2 separate regions of the Mus musculus genome follow, and region 1 is linked to region 2. The links are chromatin loops, found by intact Hi-C in ENCODE. Cell type or tissue: heart. All regions are shown on one strand.

Region 1 (8,000 bases), 82 kb before region 2:
GATCTACCCATCTCACTCATTGGGAAAGATTCCTGGGGTGGGGAGGGCTGGGGCGGAGTAGGGTGGGGGCTGTGTTTTGTGTCAAAGTTAATGTGGTAGTTTGAATGCCCCATGCCCCATCTCCATCTCCTCACACATTTGAATAGTTGGCCCCTAACTGGTAGAACTGCTTGGGAAGGATTAGGAGGTGTGGCCCTGTTGGAGGAGATGTGTCACAAGCAGGGGAAGTCTTTGAGGCTTTAGAAGGCTATGCATAAGCATTCTTTCTGCCTCCTGCTCATAGATTAGATGTAAGCTCTCAGCTACTGTCCTAGTACCTGCCAGTCTGCTGCCATGCTCCCTACATGATGGACAGGGACCCAGTCTATGGAACTGTAAGCCCCCATTAAATGCTTTCTACTGTAAGTTGTCTTGGCCATGGTGTCTTAGCACAGCAATAAAAACTAACTAAGTCTATAAGTATCTGCTGGGTTTATTGCCCATGAAGTGCAATTGGCTAGGTGTAGACTGGTGGGATCTGGACCTAGGAGGTGTCCCAAGAACATTTGTGTCCTCTGAGAACAGAAGAGGAAGGCAAAGCCAAGTGTGGGAGTGGGGCACATCTGCCATCTCAGCACTTGGGAGTTTAAGCAGGAGGATTCCTGTGAGTTTGGAACCTGCCTTGGTTCCAGAGTTCGTTTTAGGCCACCTTGGGCTCACCTTGTCTCAAAAGGAGAGTAAAGGTCAGTGAGAAGGACCAATGGACAAAGCTACTTGCCCACCTGAGTTCAGTCCCTGGAATCCCCATGGGGCAAGGAGAGAATCTGTTCCCACAATTGGTCCTTTGACCACCTCCTGGGTGCCCACACCCACCCACCAACCCCCTCGAAATTAAATAAATAATTAGTGCAGAAAAGTGTTTTGAAAGCAGGGGCTGTGGGAGTCTACGCTGAATGATCTCTAATGTTCCCTGGCTGGCAGCAGGGAACGGACCAATTGCAGGAGGTGTGTGGTACTTGGGCACACATAGCATGCCCTCTATGAGTCAGGCAGTGCCAGGCAACTGTACAGCAAGATGTGGTCTCACCCAAAAAAAGGCAGGATAAGCTGAGGAGCTCATGAGTGACAGACAGTGAGCCAGCACATGGGGACAACAGGAAGCACTTGCTGGCCTCCAGAGTTAGCCCTTCTGGTCTGAGAGCTCCAGTCCTCAGAGCAAGAAGACCTTAGGGCTGAGGACGCAAAGCTAGGTTCTCTGGGTCTCCTCCTAGAACCTGGGACCCACAGTGACCTCAGGACTCTTTAGTGCAATAGCCAGGCTCTGCCTTCAAGATTTAGAAACGTTAGGGTTAGCTTACAGTTAAACTCATCTCACAGGGTGCCACCTAGTCTCCACCACCCCTGGTCTGCCATCCAGTTTCCCCCAAAGAAAGGCTTGTCATTGCCCCAGTTGGACTCCTCTCTGTGGTCATTATGATCCCTGAGCTCAGCTGCTCTGGTCACAGGTGGTGTCTGTCCTCAGCAGCCACCTCGGTGGGAGTTGGCAAGAGAGTTTCCTTGAGAGGCAGATGGGCTGTGAGGAACTGAAGACCTGTGTCAGCTACTGGGAGCAGGCTCAACAATTAGAGCTCTCTTGCCCAAGGGCTTCTGGGAAGGGATGCTGCTGTGAAGGAGGGAGTCTGACCAGCTTACTCCCTCTGACTCCCCAGAGGAGCCTTAGCACTCCCTCCTGCCTTCCTGGTGGCATCTGTTTTTGGCTGTGGATGTGTCCACTCTCAGAAAAAGGTCCTCCTTCTTTCTGAGAGCAGCTTACTTGGAAGTCTCCCTAGGAATTAGGGAATATTTAAGAACCAAATTTGGGGATGGATGGGAAAATGGAATACTCTTCCCCCTCTTTGCCCCTGAACCTCACACTCAGAGGCTGGGACATTCAGGAAAATCTTGGGGGCTGGCTTTGAAGTACCGAGCTGATGTGGAACCAATATAAGAAAAAAAATGCAGGGATTTCCTGCCTGCACAGGAAGTATCACTTTGAGTATTATGAGCCAGGAAGAGGACCAGGGCATTGGGCGATGTACCTCCTCTATCCTCATCTCTCCAACTCTACTCATCCTAGCTTAGTCCCTCAGAAAGGAGGGTGATCCCTGCCCACTCTCCCCAGAGGCAGAGATAATGGATACAGATGGATTACTTCAAGTAGATCAAGTGGGCCAGTATGTATGGCAACGACCATGAGTAACTGAATTTAGAAAAAAAATTCTTACATTTACATTTAATTTGTGCGTGTGTGTATGTGTGTATGTTTGTGTGTATGTATGTTTTCATACAAATGTGCACACGTGGAGATCAGAGATAACTTGTAAGCATTGGCTTTTTCCTTGTGCTGTGTGGGACCTGGGGAATCAAACAAGCTTGGTGGAAAGTACCATCATCTGTTAAAATTTGGCTACGTCAAGATAACTCTTAATTGCCTATGTCTTATGATGGAGGGTAAATGGGCATTTAGAATGGAAGAAAATACAGTGATCTTGGAGATGCATTGGTACTGGAGGAGTGGAGCATGTGGAAGCCCCTTAACACAAGGTTCAGAGTCCTGAATGGGAGGTGCTGAGGTTAGGACCCCTAAAGAGGAGGACCAGGATTACTTAGCAAGAGGATGGAGGTGAAGGACAAGGGTCCCCATAGCAGGGCTCCCAGGGCCTCTTTGTTCTTTAAAAGCTAGTCACAAGAGGGTGAGCTGTGGACACATATGTGATGGGTGCTAATGGACCCAAGGGGAAATTCTACCCAGTGATAACACTGCGAGCTGCTGATGGACAGACTCGGCTGGCCAGTGTCGTGCCAAGGGAAGGAAAGCATACCCCCTCCTCCCTCACCTCAAACTCATGAGCCTCCTGCTACTGTTTACATCATAGCTGGGATTACAGGCAGGGTCATCATGGCCAAGCTAGGAAGAATTATCTCAGAATGGGGAGATGTCTGAGTGGGTCTGGGGACCTCAGAGAGCCAAGACTCGTCACAGCTATGGGTTGAGATGAGGTACTATTTTGTCATGCACAGTTAGGGACATGCTAGTTTTCCCTGTGGCCCCAGGCAGCCCCACATCATCTCTGGGCCTCTGCTTCTGTCTATGCATGGTGGGAAGTGGACACATCTTTCTCCAAGGGGGTCAAGGAATAAAAAGTCTTGAAAGTGCTGGGCTCAGCTCCAGACCCATAGGATATGTCCGGTAAACAGCAATTATATGTGCTACTCTGTTCTCTGGGGTGGTGGTTAGAGAGAAAGGGATAATGAACTGTTTCGACAGAAGAAGGAAGTGACACTGTTGTCATCAAAGAGCAAGCACCATCCCTATTGCACCTGACAGAGTGGCCTGAGGGAAAGAACGACTTGGGGCTGGGTCAGGGGTGTGATGTGAACTCAAAGCCCACCCTGCACTGTGGCAATGGCTCTGCCTGCTGAGAGATCCTGCCAAGCCTGTGGTTCTAGTAGAGGAAGGGAGCCCCAAGCTCAGCTGGGATACTCAGCACGGTCAGAGGAGCCGGGCCTCTCCATCCTCACTGGGCCTGGCATTGTGCCAGGGGAGCTGCGTTCACGGAAAGCCTGGTCGGCAGAGATAAGCACCAAGTCCCAGCCTAGGCCAGCTCCTTGCTTCTGAGGGAGCTCATATTAATGGTCGCCCCTCACTTCAGCCTTGTGATAATTAATATCCCAGCAGGGAGAAAGTCCAAGTGTATATGCGGCTGTGTGGCTGAGGGATGCGGCTGAATAGGTGGAGCATGTTGTTCATTAGGGATCTCCCCTCCCCTCAGCAGGAGCTCTCAGCCCTCTGTCCTTGTGTCTGAAGCTCAGCTCTAAGAGTTGGGAGTGAGCAATGGGCAGGAGAGTGCTGAACAATTGGGCTGCCAGCTTTCGTCTCTTATAGCCCTGGCTATCTTCAGACTGTGTAGACAACAGCGTTGTTGAACTTCCCGGCTTACTGCCTCCACCTCTCCAAGGGGCCGAGATTACAGGAGGATGCCAACATACCTGGTTTGTGTGATGCTGAAGTTACTGAACTCAAGGCTTCGTGTATGCTAGGCAAGCACTCCACCAAGTGAGTCCCACCCTTACCCAGAAACAATTCAGGCAGAGAAACGCAAAGCATTTTGGTCTCTTCCTTGACTGTCCACATTCTGCCTGAAGATGGGAGGTTGGGCGATGGATGTGGTTGCCTCTGTGCTCAGACTCAGTTTACCCAGTGGGTCCCAGGAGGCTCAGTTTCAAGCCAAGTATCATGATTATGACTATACTTCACTAGCTCACACCTCCTTGTTCAGTGCGCTATCTGCACAACCACATGGGGACATCTTGCTCAGGACAGGCTCCAGTCACACTGAGTTTCTCCCTCACGGATGGGCCCTACACTGACTATTTAGGTCACTCTCGCTCAGCCCATGGCCTTAATGGCTTCTTAAATTCTTAGTCCTCAGAGTGAGATCGGAAGACCGGAAGCTTTGGCATCCTGAGAGCTTAGAAGCCAGACAAAATCAGAGGCTGTATTTTAACAAATGGGTGCCTGGGTTGACTCATAGGTATGTAACCTTGTACTTGGCTTAGTAAACACTAAGGCATCTAGACCTTAGAGGAAGTGGGGTACAATCTGGGGGAGATCCAGAAAGCAGAGAGAGAGAGAGAAAGAGAGAGAGAGAGAGAGAGAGAGAGTCCAGTAGGGTCAAGAGGGGCGGGCTTCGTGGTAGTACACTCACTTAGAATCTGCCAGTGAGGGGCTGGGGTGTGGGTCAGAAGGAGAGCATTTACCCAGAATCCACCAGGGATGGTTAGGGTACAGCTCACAGTAGAGAGCCTGTGTAAGGGTGAGGGGCTAAGGGCTTGGCTCAGCAGCACAGTGCTTGCCTATAACTTAGCCCTATAGGATCTGGGACTCTGACTCAGCAATGGGGCACTTGCTTAACATTCCAGAAGCTCTGGTTCATTCTCCACAACAGAAAGACAGCAGTGGGGGAGGGGGAGGGGAGATGGGGACTGAGGGAGGGAAGGAAGGAGGGAAGATATGTGAGAGGGAGGAAGGGAGGGAGGGAGGGAGGGAGGGAGGGAGGGAGGGAGGGATAGTCCTATGAGAAACTGAAGTGGTGAGGAGATGAGGGACACAGCCAGAGTCCAGCCTCCCAGGATCTATCACTGGGGACCCTCTGCCTGTACCAGCCCACGAGGGACCCTGGCCGTCTGCTCCTAGTGAGGAGAGGCCCGGCCTGGCAGTCCCCAAATCCCAGAATCAAGGCCCTCTTTGCTCACAGCTCTGTTTCTGCCTGGGACTTTGGTCAGGATCCCCAGGCTGCTGGGGAGGCCCGGCACCTCAATCACGCCTATCGCTCTGGCTGCAGGAAGAGAATAGCTTTCAGCTCAATTACCCTCACATTGCAATATCATAACGCTCCAATGAGGCTTTTTAACCAAAAACAAAAAAGCCGTGTCTGCTGCAGGCCGGCTTCGAGACCAGCCGTGCAGAAGGGATGGACCTGCCCGGCTGAGGGCCCCTATCAGGCCCTGTGGATTACAGTACCAGAGGTGCTTGTTCTGAGCACCAGGTAAAGCCAGAGTATTCTGGAGTCTGGAACCTAAGTTCACCAACATGTGTCCTGCTCAAGTTCACTGGCCACTGGGACATGACTGACCCATGACCTTTGTTAGGTAAGAACACTATAATCCAAGTCCCAAGAGGCCCCATAGGGTGGCACAGTTCATAATGTCTGTCCCTATCTGAATGCCGGGTGCTATTTCCTCCTGGGTGTGGGAGTGTTATCCAGAAGCCTTGCCCTGGCATTGGCCACTCAGGACCAGGGAACTCAGTCCCTAAGTCTTCTATCATTTTGGATCCACTGGCCTCTCTGCTCTTTATTGCCATAGCCAAAGAAAGCTACTACCCTACTTTTTAGATTAGTAAACAGAGGTCCAGCACGATAAAAAGCACACCAAAAAAACCCCTCCAGTACTACAGAGAGTCATCAGCAAGATTGTCTCCTTTACTCTTTAGGGGTCCTCCTCCTTGTCTTAGACACCATGACCAGAGCAACTCTTAAAAAGGAAAGCACTTAATTGGGGCTGGCTTACAGTTGCAAAGGTTCAGTCCATTATCATCATGGCAGGGAACATGGCCACAGGCATGATACTGGAGCAGTAGCTGAAAGCTACATCCAGATCACAGGTCATAGGAAGAGAGAGAACTGGCTCTCTCTAAGCCCCCAAACCCACCCCTAGTGACACATGTCCTCCATCAAGGCCACACCTCCAAGCCTTTTAAAACAGTGCCACTCCCTGGTGACTAAGCATTCAACTGCAGAGCCCATAGGAGGGCCATTCTTACTCAAACCACCACAAAGGTCGTGTAAGGATCCCCAAGCCCGCCTCAGCTTCTAGAGCACTCCCTGTAGCCAGGCGAGACCTGTGCTTGAGTGTTTTGTACAGACAGGAATCTTTGGAAGGTTTGTGACTGTCCCCATTCTAAGATGAGAAAGATCAGGGCCAGCAAAGCTAAATTGTTGGCTTGGTGGCTCAGGCCAGACTTTACAGTAAGACCTGTACCAATTTGGGTGTTGTATTCTCCTCTTTCTCTTTCATAGGACACATTTCCAAATCTTACTGGTCGGGGAAGAACTGGGTCCATCTGAACACTGTGCTCGTGACAGAAAAAAAAGACTGGGTGTCCTGGCTACAAGCCACGCAGATTCCATGAATCCTCAGAAAGGCACACAGTCCTCACGTGTCTCAGACACATCCTACCATAGAGGCCTCGGACTAGCCGTGTTCGAAGGAGGAGGCCAGCCAGCCACTTTTCCAATCAGCCGAGACTCATCCGCCTGGCCAGCACACTGCTAATGGCCTTGCTGGCCACGTCCCCTCCCTCTGTCCTCTTACCCTCCTGCTGGCTGCAGCCGATTTGTTCATGATTTAACGCTCTGGGGCGCTGACCTGTGAGAGAGACACTGGGACAGAAGAAGGCAGGGAGGACACCCGGAGAGGTGTGCGCAAGCGTGCACGCTGGCATAGGCAGAGCAATCTCTCCAGGAACACATTCCCAGGCAGGCTCTCTGGGGCTGGGGGAGGCATCGAGCACCCCAGTCCTGGAGGAAAGGCTCTTAGGGAGGCTTGGGGGAACCCTATCTCCTAAACCCTGGCTATCCCTGCAGGTTTTTGGGAACCCCGGGCATGGTTCCCTGGTGTGGTGTGAGTCCCATGCCACTGCCCAGGCCTGTGACCCACAAGAAGCAGTAAGTGGCTCTAGAGCCCAGGTCTGCTGTGTGATATAAGTAGCTAATTTGGTCTCTCTGGAGGCAGTGCCTAGCTTAGATGTGGGAACAACCCTAAGCCTATTGCTATGACCCAGATGTTGACTCTCTCGAAGAGGTCTACACAATGAAGATGCAATTCCCATGTCATCAGCTGGCTGTGGCAGGGACATAAACAGATGAAGAACATCATTGCTACAGTTATTCAACCTTCCCTATACCCAGGACTCCTAGACTTGGTCCTTACAGATTGTTAGACAGACTTATTATCTTCAACCCACTGGTAAGTCCTAATATGCTATGTGTGAGACAAGCCATGGGAACAGAGGCTGGCTAAAGTCTAGAGGTGATGGTGAGTGGGCCCTGCTCCTCCTTCCTCAAAGAGAGGGGCCCTGTGGGTGGCAGCCATTCCATCTTTGGGAACTCTATATACCTCAGCCACTACCTGCAGATGGGGAACCCAGCAGGAAGGGGGCCCTATTGCTGTAGGAGGGGGCCCTGTGCTCAGCAGGAAGCATTCCTGTGCCCTCAGGAAGGAGGTTCTGTGATCAGGAGGGGCCCCGTATCTGTTGCCCATCGATGTCTGTACTGCCCCTGAGGCTGTTACAGGTGGCACCAATCTCCCAAGCTCAGGTCCAGCTGCTGAACCCATCTCTACCACCAGGAGGAAGACATGCTTGGGCTCAGCCCCTACAGCGGGGACAAGGGCAGGGGAGCCAGGTCAAAGTGGCATGG
Region 2 (8,000 bases):
CTGGGGTTATTCCAGGAGGAAACAAGGAGGGGACAAGGAGAGAAGGTTCTCTTCACAGCAGGATGCTAGCGAACTCCAACAGGTGCTAGTGGGAGGCAGCAATGTCTTCCAGAGCTCCACACCTCCCTGGAGTGAAGCAGCAGAGAGAGCCCCATGGGAATGTGCTTGCTTGCGTCGCCAGGCACGCGGTGCCCATAGCCATTCTCCAAGGACACCCTGATCCCTGGGGGATCCTGCACGACATGCCTACAGTCCTGGCCTTCCTTCAGTAGAGTCTCCATGTTCCTTTCTATTTGTTACCCCAGGAGCAAAGACAAAGTGCCCAGACCTTCTTGGTGTGCTCCTGTGGCACTGGGGGAGGGGAGAGATTCCTATAAGAAGGACAGCTCTGGGCTATCACATACCTGAGTTCTGGGTATCCACAGGCATTACCACCACCCGCTCCACACCCAACACATGACCAGGATATACACACATATACACAAACACATATACACACACACACACACACCAGCTCTTCTAAAATGACTATTAGTCTCAAAGGCAAGATAAACAGCTTTCTCACCTGGCCAGATGGCTCCCTCCTGTCTTCTGAGAGACTTCTCTAGAGCCAGGGATGTCCCCATGAGCATGTCCTGTACTGTACCCTGTTCCCTTCAACCTTCCCTACTGGACCAAACCCCTGGCATGGAAGTTGATGTCTTTTCTCCCTAGAGGTAGCATACTATGCACACAGCATCACACAGTAGGTACTCAGAACTGCAGCCAATCTCCTCAGTCTAGGACAGTTCATGGCTATAGATCATGGAACCTAAGAATTTCTCAAGACTCCCCGTGGGACTGAGCCTTGGGGACAGCCAGTATTTTCAGCCCTATGTGAGCTATAGGAGGTAGCTGAGGCCCAGAAAGGGAAATCTGTCTTCATTCACTCTCTGGGGGCCTAGAGCATGAAGCCAGGCTGCTGGCCCGAGTAACCTGCAGCCTGGCCTCCCAAGCACTGGCTGGCATTATCAAAGAGAAATGGCACTTACCCCAGGATCCAGGCACCAGCATGAGAAGCCAGAGCACAGCATAGCAAGTGACCAGGGAGTACCTCATGGCTCCTGGGAACACAAACAAGGAGATGCACATGAGATATAAACTTCAGGAACCCCCAGAACCCCACCTCAGCAGCCCCAGGAAAGCACAACTTGGGAAGGGGAAAATAGAGTGGCTCCCAGGAGGAGAGGGTCTGGGCCACTACTTGCAGCCTTGTCCGGGTCTGGATGGATTGCAGAGGGCTGGGAGGACTCAGGCTTTACTAGGACTGATATAGCAGGCAAAGCTCAGGGCAGGCACGGAGGGTTTGCTGGGGACACGTTCAAGGTTCAGACTGCTGCCTCTGCCCTCTGAACGCAGATCCAACATAACAGCAAGCATAGCACAGCCAGCTCGGGAAAAGGGTCAAGTATGGTGTTAATCAGGAAGACGGGTCTGAAAAGCTCACCAAGCCGCCTAGCCCCCAAGGAACAGCCTTTTTCTGCTTTCTCAAGTGCATCGTGTTATCTTCTAACCCAGGAGGGTGAGGGAAAAACTCGGGTCATGGTGTCCAAAGAGGCTCACAGAGAAACCACAACCCATCTGTGTGGTAGCCTGGAGCTGGGCTCTGGAAAGATGTGATGTCAGTGAGGAAGGCCCTGTCCCTGAAGGCTAGGGGAGGGCCACTCCTTCCCACCCATCACAGCATGGTCAGGGTCCCTCCATATGAGGGGCACAGGATAGAGACCTTGCTACAGCCTATACCCAGCTCTCTACAGAGTCAGGGAATGTGGGGCACGGCAGGCACCCATCACCCTTCAGTGAGTACCCACTGGGTGTCTTGTTCAGAGGCCTCACCCATCCCTGGCTCAGGAGACAGCCATCAGCTACCTCTCTCAGGGATTCCCCCCAGGCTGTGTAGTCAGCACTGGGACACAGTAGATGGCTCCCCTCCACCATTCATGACTGGCCAGAAGGGTTGTGATGACTGGCCATATCTACCAATATTGGTGGCCAGTTCCCCAGTTCAGCCCTGGAAGAAACGGTTTCTCTCACTCAGCCCATGTCCCGAGCAGACAGCGAGGCGATTCCCACAAATACCACAACCTACGGCACACAATGGTTCATGGACAGTTTTGGTTTTCCTCTTGTGAGCTCTTAAGACACGCTCATCGCGTAAGTAGATGGCTGTGTGGGGAGGAAGTGTTTCTGAGCTGCATGTCACAATGACACGGTCTCTCTTCTATTCCTCAGCCCTTCCCCCCCTGTGAAACCTCATGCTACCAGCCTACCGTGGGGCCTTGAGTCCAGGCTGGATGGAGCTTCTGAGTTAGTAAAACGTCTAGAAGTTGGGTTTTGATATGAATTGGACACTTAAATATTGGTAGATAATTCCATCCCTGAGAAGAAGCACTTACTTCATAAGGCAAGCATGATCCATCCAACAAGAAGCGCGGCCGCTGGCCTGACAGGCATCCCCCTACCCCCTCTGCGTTTCGCAGTGGGTTCCCGCTCTGTAATGGCTTGGATCTCTGTGACTACTGCTGATCTCAGTGGTAACTTGTAAGCCAGGCGTGTGGAGAGAGCTTGCCTAGAATCTGCTAGTGAGGGGCTAGGGTATGGCTCAGAGAGGTACAATGCCTACCCAGAAAATCCACTAGTGGGGGCCAAGGGTTTATAGCTCAGTGGTATAGTCCTGGTCAGTACGGGGGGTGGGGCGGTCAGGGGGAGCAGAGGGGCTCAGAAGTAAAGAGTCAGCCTAGAGTCTCTCATTGTGGCTCAGTGGTAAAGCAACCTAGCTAGCATATGAAAGGATCTGGGCTTCATATACAACCCTGAAAAAAATTTTAATTAAAATGTAAAAGCCACTCTCTTCCATGACATTCACAGATGACCCTCCAGGCCTATATGACTGTCTCCTTTCCCTCAGGAGCTACAAATAGCCGAGCAGGGATTTCCTGCCTTAGAGAGAGCTGTCCCCTCTGACATGAGTCTGGATTCTTTCCCCTACAGGCAAGGCTACTGTAGCTTTTCCCCTCTGTCCACCTACCTATGTCAGGGCTCTGCTAGTTCCAGGGATGTGATCCTCCAGCCAAAGCATTGCTAGGTCAATTAAACACAAACCCCAAGGGTGTATGCCTGCCTTTTGGGAATGGTGGCAGCAACTCTCAGTCCCTCCCCAGGTGTGCAGCAGGGTCCCACCTGCATGTAATCCCTCTTTGTAAATGGCCGCCAATCGGATGTGTGACAAACGGCCTGTCACCCTCACTCGCATTTGCATTTCCCTAACTACCGGTGAGGTTGAGCACTTTCTAAATGTTCCATCTGTTACCTCAAATTATCCACCGGATCCCAAAAAGAAGCCAGGCAGCGTCACGTACATTATCCCTGATTTACAACTGGAGAAACCGAGGCACAAGGCAATTGAGTGACAAGCTGATGCCTCACTGTGAGTGGCTGTCTTTAGGAAGAAAAAGAATCTGCTTTCCTGGACCAGATGTTAGGAGAATTAAACATCTGTTAGGAACATCACCCAGAAATAGCTGGGGAATTCACACCGTGCTGCTGGGAGCTGCGGGAAGTTTGTGGCGCACACAAAGAGGGAGGAAGGAAGCTAAGGACCCGCCGTGAGATGATTCCACCAGCCAGAGGTTTTTACTGGTGTCTCTTTACTCAGTCTTCCCAAGTACCTCAACAAGAAGTATCCCTGCCTCCATTTGCAGATGATGAGATTGTCGCTAGGAAAAGTCACCCTGGGGTGAGTCATGCGCCTAGTATGCCACCATACTATCCTCTGTGACTCCCTTTCTTTGCATGTATTGCTTCTTGTGTGTGTGTGTGTGTGTGTGTGTGTGTGTGTGTGTGTGTGTGTGTGTGTGTTTGGGGTGGGGGGTATATACATAGATGTGCTCACACATGACCGTGCCTATAGAAGCAAGAATCCTACTACTGATGTCTTCCTCGATTGCTCCCCGCCGTATTGTTTGAGACAAGGTCTCTCACTGAACCTGGAGTTCCCAGTTGGGATAAGCTGACTCCACAGCATGACCCCAGGATTTCCTGTCTTTCCCCACAGCACCTCCCCAAAGGGGTGCACATGAGCACAGAACTGCCCACACCAGGCCTTACAGACAAGACCCAGGTCTGCAGCATGGCCCCAGCTGAAGACTAACAGTCAGAGGAAAAGCATGTTCAGATACCACATACATGCATACACACACACACACACACACACACACACACACACACACACCAACTTACATGCTTATGTGCACATACATATATCTACACATACCAATACAGAGGCTGGGCTCTCTGTAACTTTCAAGGAGAGCACCCACAAAATGCTAATTATCCAGGTGGGGCCCCTAGCCTGACCCTAAAGTCTCCCCCATCCTGTCCCCCATCCATTGTCCAGGCTGAAGGAAGTTACATTCCTTGCTAATCTGAAGGGATCTTTCCATTACACCTACAGACCCCTTAAAATACCAGAGAAAGGCCACGGTAGCCGGACTTCCCAGTCTAGGGGCTCCTCTCTAAGATGACAATTGGCTACACCTCCATCTTTTGGGAAACAGACCTGATTTCTAGGCAGGGTGACCATCATCTGCAGCTCCCATTCATTCCCCACCCCCACCCCAAGCCTCCACCACAAAAAGGGAAGAACCACATTTTGACAAGAGCCAGTATTCCCTTACCCCAGCGAGCAGGGGGAAAGGCTAGCAGAACAGGAGGAGGGAAGGGGCAGAGGGGGGCGGCTGAGCAGCAGTTTGCTTTCCCAGGAAGGAGAGATTTTCACAGCAGGGTACCACGATTTAGTTGGAACTGTTATGAATTCCCTTAAAATCAGATGCACTCAACTCTGAATGGCAACATGCTGCCGAAATCAAACCCAATGCAGGGGTTAGTCACGTCACCACACACCAAGAGGCTCGTACATGTGTGGTGCCTGCCAATGACGTCCTGAAGGCCGTTCATGGACGAGCCAATACTGGTCACCCGTGACCACACTTTGAAGGCCAGAGTGTAGGCAAAAAGGAGGGACACAGCCATTCTGACCTTGCACCTTTCCCAAAACTCTCATCAAGGGCTTAGGAACCAGCAGGGGTAGATGGGGTGGTAGATGGGGTCTTACCTGAGACCCCAAGAGAGGATGAAACAGTCTGCCTAGTATCTTCCAATCAAGACTTTGAGCCTTCTACCTGCCCTTTGTCAAAACTCATTGTGAATTCATCCAGCAAAACATACATTGTATCTTTCTTACATACATTGTAGCACTCTACAGGCATGGTGAATAACTAGGAAAAAAAGAAACAGAGCAGGAAGCTAACACTCCTACTAGTGAAGTCTTATCCCTGCTGCTCCAGGGCTCCCTGAGGTGTCACCCACAGACACATCAGTCAGCCTCTCTTTTGGTTTTTCAACACAGAGTTTCCCTGTGTAATCTTGGCTGTCCTGGAACTCGATCTGTTAACCAGGCTGGCCTCCACCTCAGAGATCTGCCTCCTGAGTGCTGGGATTAAAGCCATTAAGCCCACATGTGCTCCCTCTCTTAACAAAATACAGAGGAGGCCTGTGAGCTCAGAGGGTAAAGATACTGGACAACCCCAGTTCAGTCCCCAGACCCCATGTTTTAAGCAAAGAACCTACTCCCAGTGGTTGTCCTTTGAACTTCATGTGCATACCATAGCACACACATCTTTAAACACCTAGGGGATAGGGAGATAACTTAGTAAAGTACTTACCATGCAAGCATGGGAACCTAAATTCAACCACCAGAGCCACATTTCTTTTCAAACAGCCAGGCACTTGCAATCTCAGCATGGGCAAGGAAAATACATGAGGATCCCTGGGGCTCCCTGGCTAGTCCGCTAGCCTAAGTGGTGACCTCTGTCTCAAAAACAAAGAAACAAACAACAGCAAAAACCCAAAGTGGACACCATCTGAGGAATGACACCTGAAGCTGATCTCTGGTATTCCATGTTACAAACATGTACACCTACACACTTGGTAAAAACAAATAAATAAAACCACACAGTGTCCACATTCTACTCCCAGATGGATGGATGGATGGATGGATAAATGTAGATAGGTGGATGGATGGATGGATGGACAGATGGATAAATGTATGTATGTATGAATGGATGATTTAGAGAAGCTGTTTTAATGTTCAGGCTGGCTTTGAACTCCAAGACTCTATAGGTCTTCCCACCTAAGCCGTCACAGTAGCTGACACTATAGGTACAGTTTGAATGGAGGCTGCCTATCTCACCCTGTTCAAGAGTTGAAGAGTATCTCAGTGTAAGGATGTGCCCTAGTTAGGGTCACTATTGCTGTAATGAAACACCATGACCAAAGCAACTTGGGAAGGAAAGGGGTTTTTTATTTCAGCTTACATTTCCAGGTAATAGCCAATCACTGAGGGAAGTCAGGGCAGGAACTCAAACAGGACAGGAACCTGGAGGCAGGAGCTGATGCAGAGTCCATGGAGGAGTGCTGCTTACTGCCTTGCTCCCCCTGGTTTGTTTAGCCTGCTTTCTTATAGAACTCAGGATCACCAGCCCAAGGATGGCACCACCCACAATGAGCTGGGTCCTCCTCCATCAATCACTAATTAAGAAAAAAACCTTACAGCTGAATCTTATAGAGGCATTTTCCTAATCAAGGTTCCCCCCTTTCAAATAACTCAAGCTCATGTCAAGTTGACACAAAACTAGGCAGCACAGGGAGCAATGTAACTGAGCCAGGGCTCTGATGACAGCCCCATAGGTTATTGTTTAACATTTCATTTTGATAAAGGAAACTCTGATAGATTCTCACTCCCAAATCCACACACACATGATTAGGTACTGGGACTCAGGAGCTGGATTACAAGGCAGCTGCTGTGAAATACACCTAAGGCAGTTCTCCACCTTCCTGATGCTGCCACCCTTTAGTACGGTGCCTCATATCATGGTGACTCCCAGCCATAAGATTAGTTTCATTGCTACTTCATGACTGTAATTTTACTACTTTTATGAATCATAATGTAAATATCTAATATGTGACCCCTGTGGAAGGGTCGTTCAACCCCTCTGCACCCCACCCCCAATCCCTCAAGAGGACCCACAGGTTGAGAATCACTGCTCTAAGGCCTGCACTGTAAGCCACATTACAGTCCTAGTCAGGACACCACAAGGCCGTTGCTCTTTCTGCCTATTCTAGAAAGATACCAGAGGCTCCTGACAGCCATCATCAAGTTATAAGAGCAAAACCAAGCTATTCGAACCCAACCTCTTCCTCTCCCATGCTTCAGCCAAGATGAGCAGGCTGCAGAGTCTGGCCAGGCATGGCGCCTTGCTGACACCTCCCATGCCAGTCACCAGTGTGCTGGTCTGGGCTCCTCTCCTCGGAGCACCGCGGGCCTCACCTCACGTGTCCAGCCCTGCTCTCCAGGCACAGCCCTGGTGCCACGTGGCACCATCCTGAATCCTCCTGGAAGGGTGTCCTTAGCATCCCTCCTCCTTCCCTACATCATTGCAGGCATCTGTCCCAGCATGGGATGAGGGAGCAACCCAGGGCCATTGTGCCAGCAGACCCTCCTCGTCCTACAAGCAGCATCTCTGCCCACGAGCATGGGTTCCCATTGGAAGACACAGCAATCTTGTCTCTTCTCTGAGGCTCCTGTCTTTGCCTTTCTCATCTGAGAAAATGTATCTCCATCCATGCAGTCAGTCAGTCAGTGAACAGCTTCCACACTTCCAGTCAGAAGTGTGTTCCTCCTTCCCTTGAATTATCAGATTCCTGCCTTCAACTCACCAAGCTCCGTTCCTCTCTTAGCCATCACTGTGGCTAGTCAGACTCTTGGTCCCAAACGTAGAGGGATATTTGTACACCAGTTTTCAGAACAGTATGACTTTGATAGGCAAAAGGTTGGACCTACCAAACACCAACTGCTCTTGACCAAATGGATAAGCAAAACCTAGCACATTCACACAGTGGAG

Evidence for each region. Hi-C counts contacts between places; a loop is a spot of excess contacts. Peaks named below come from ENCODE experiments on the same cell type or tissue, not always from the same donor. Only the 100,000 strongest peaks of a DNase experiment are listed, where the experiment ranks them.
Region 1: a loop joins it to region 2, with 4 times the contacts of the local background. A loop is called at or near these places in 2 of 42 quality-filtered maps.

What each region holds. Positions count from the first base shown.
Region 1 is chr10:60,573,982-60,581,981 of GRCm38, forward strand. All of the region lies in intron 7 of Cdh23 (cadherin 23 (otocadherin)), which reads right to left. Among named protein-coding and RNA genes, the nearest start is that of Gm51803, 110 kb to the right of the region's middle. In heart, no CTCF peak of the experiment used is centred here; a DNase peak (open chromatin) is centred at 3,580; H3K27ac peaks cover 678 bases.
Region 2 is chr10:60,656,236-60,664,235 of GRCm38, forward strand. Cdh23 (cadherin 23 (otocadherin)) reads right to left here. Exons shown (of 71, transcript NM_023370.3): 3 at 1,032-1,103. The coding sequence starts at 1,098. Among named protein-coding and RNA genes, the nearest start is that of Gm51803, 27 kb to the right of the region's middle. In heart, no CTCF peak of the experiment used is centred here; a DNase peak (open chromatin) is centred at 3,616; H3K27me3 peaks cover 682 bases.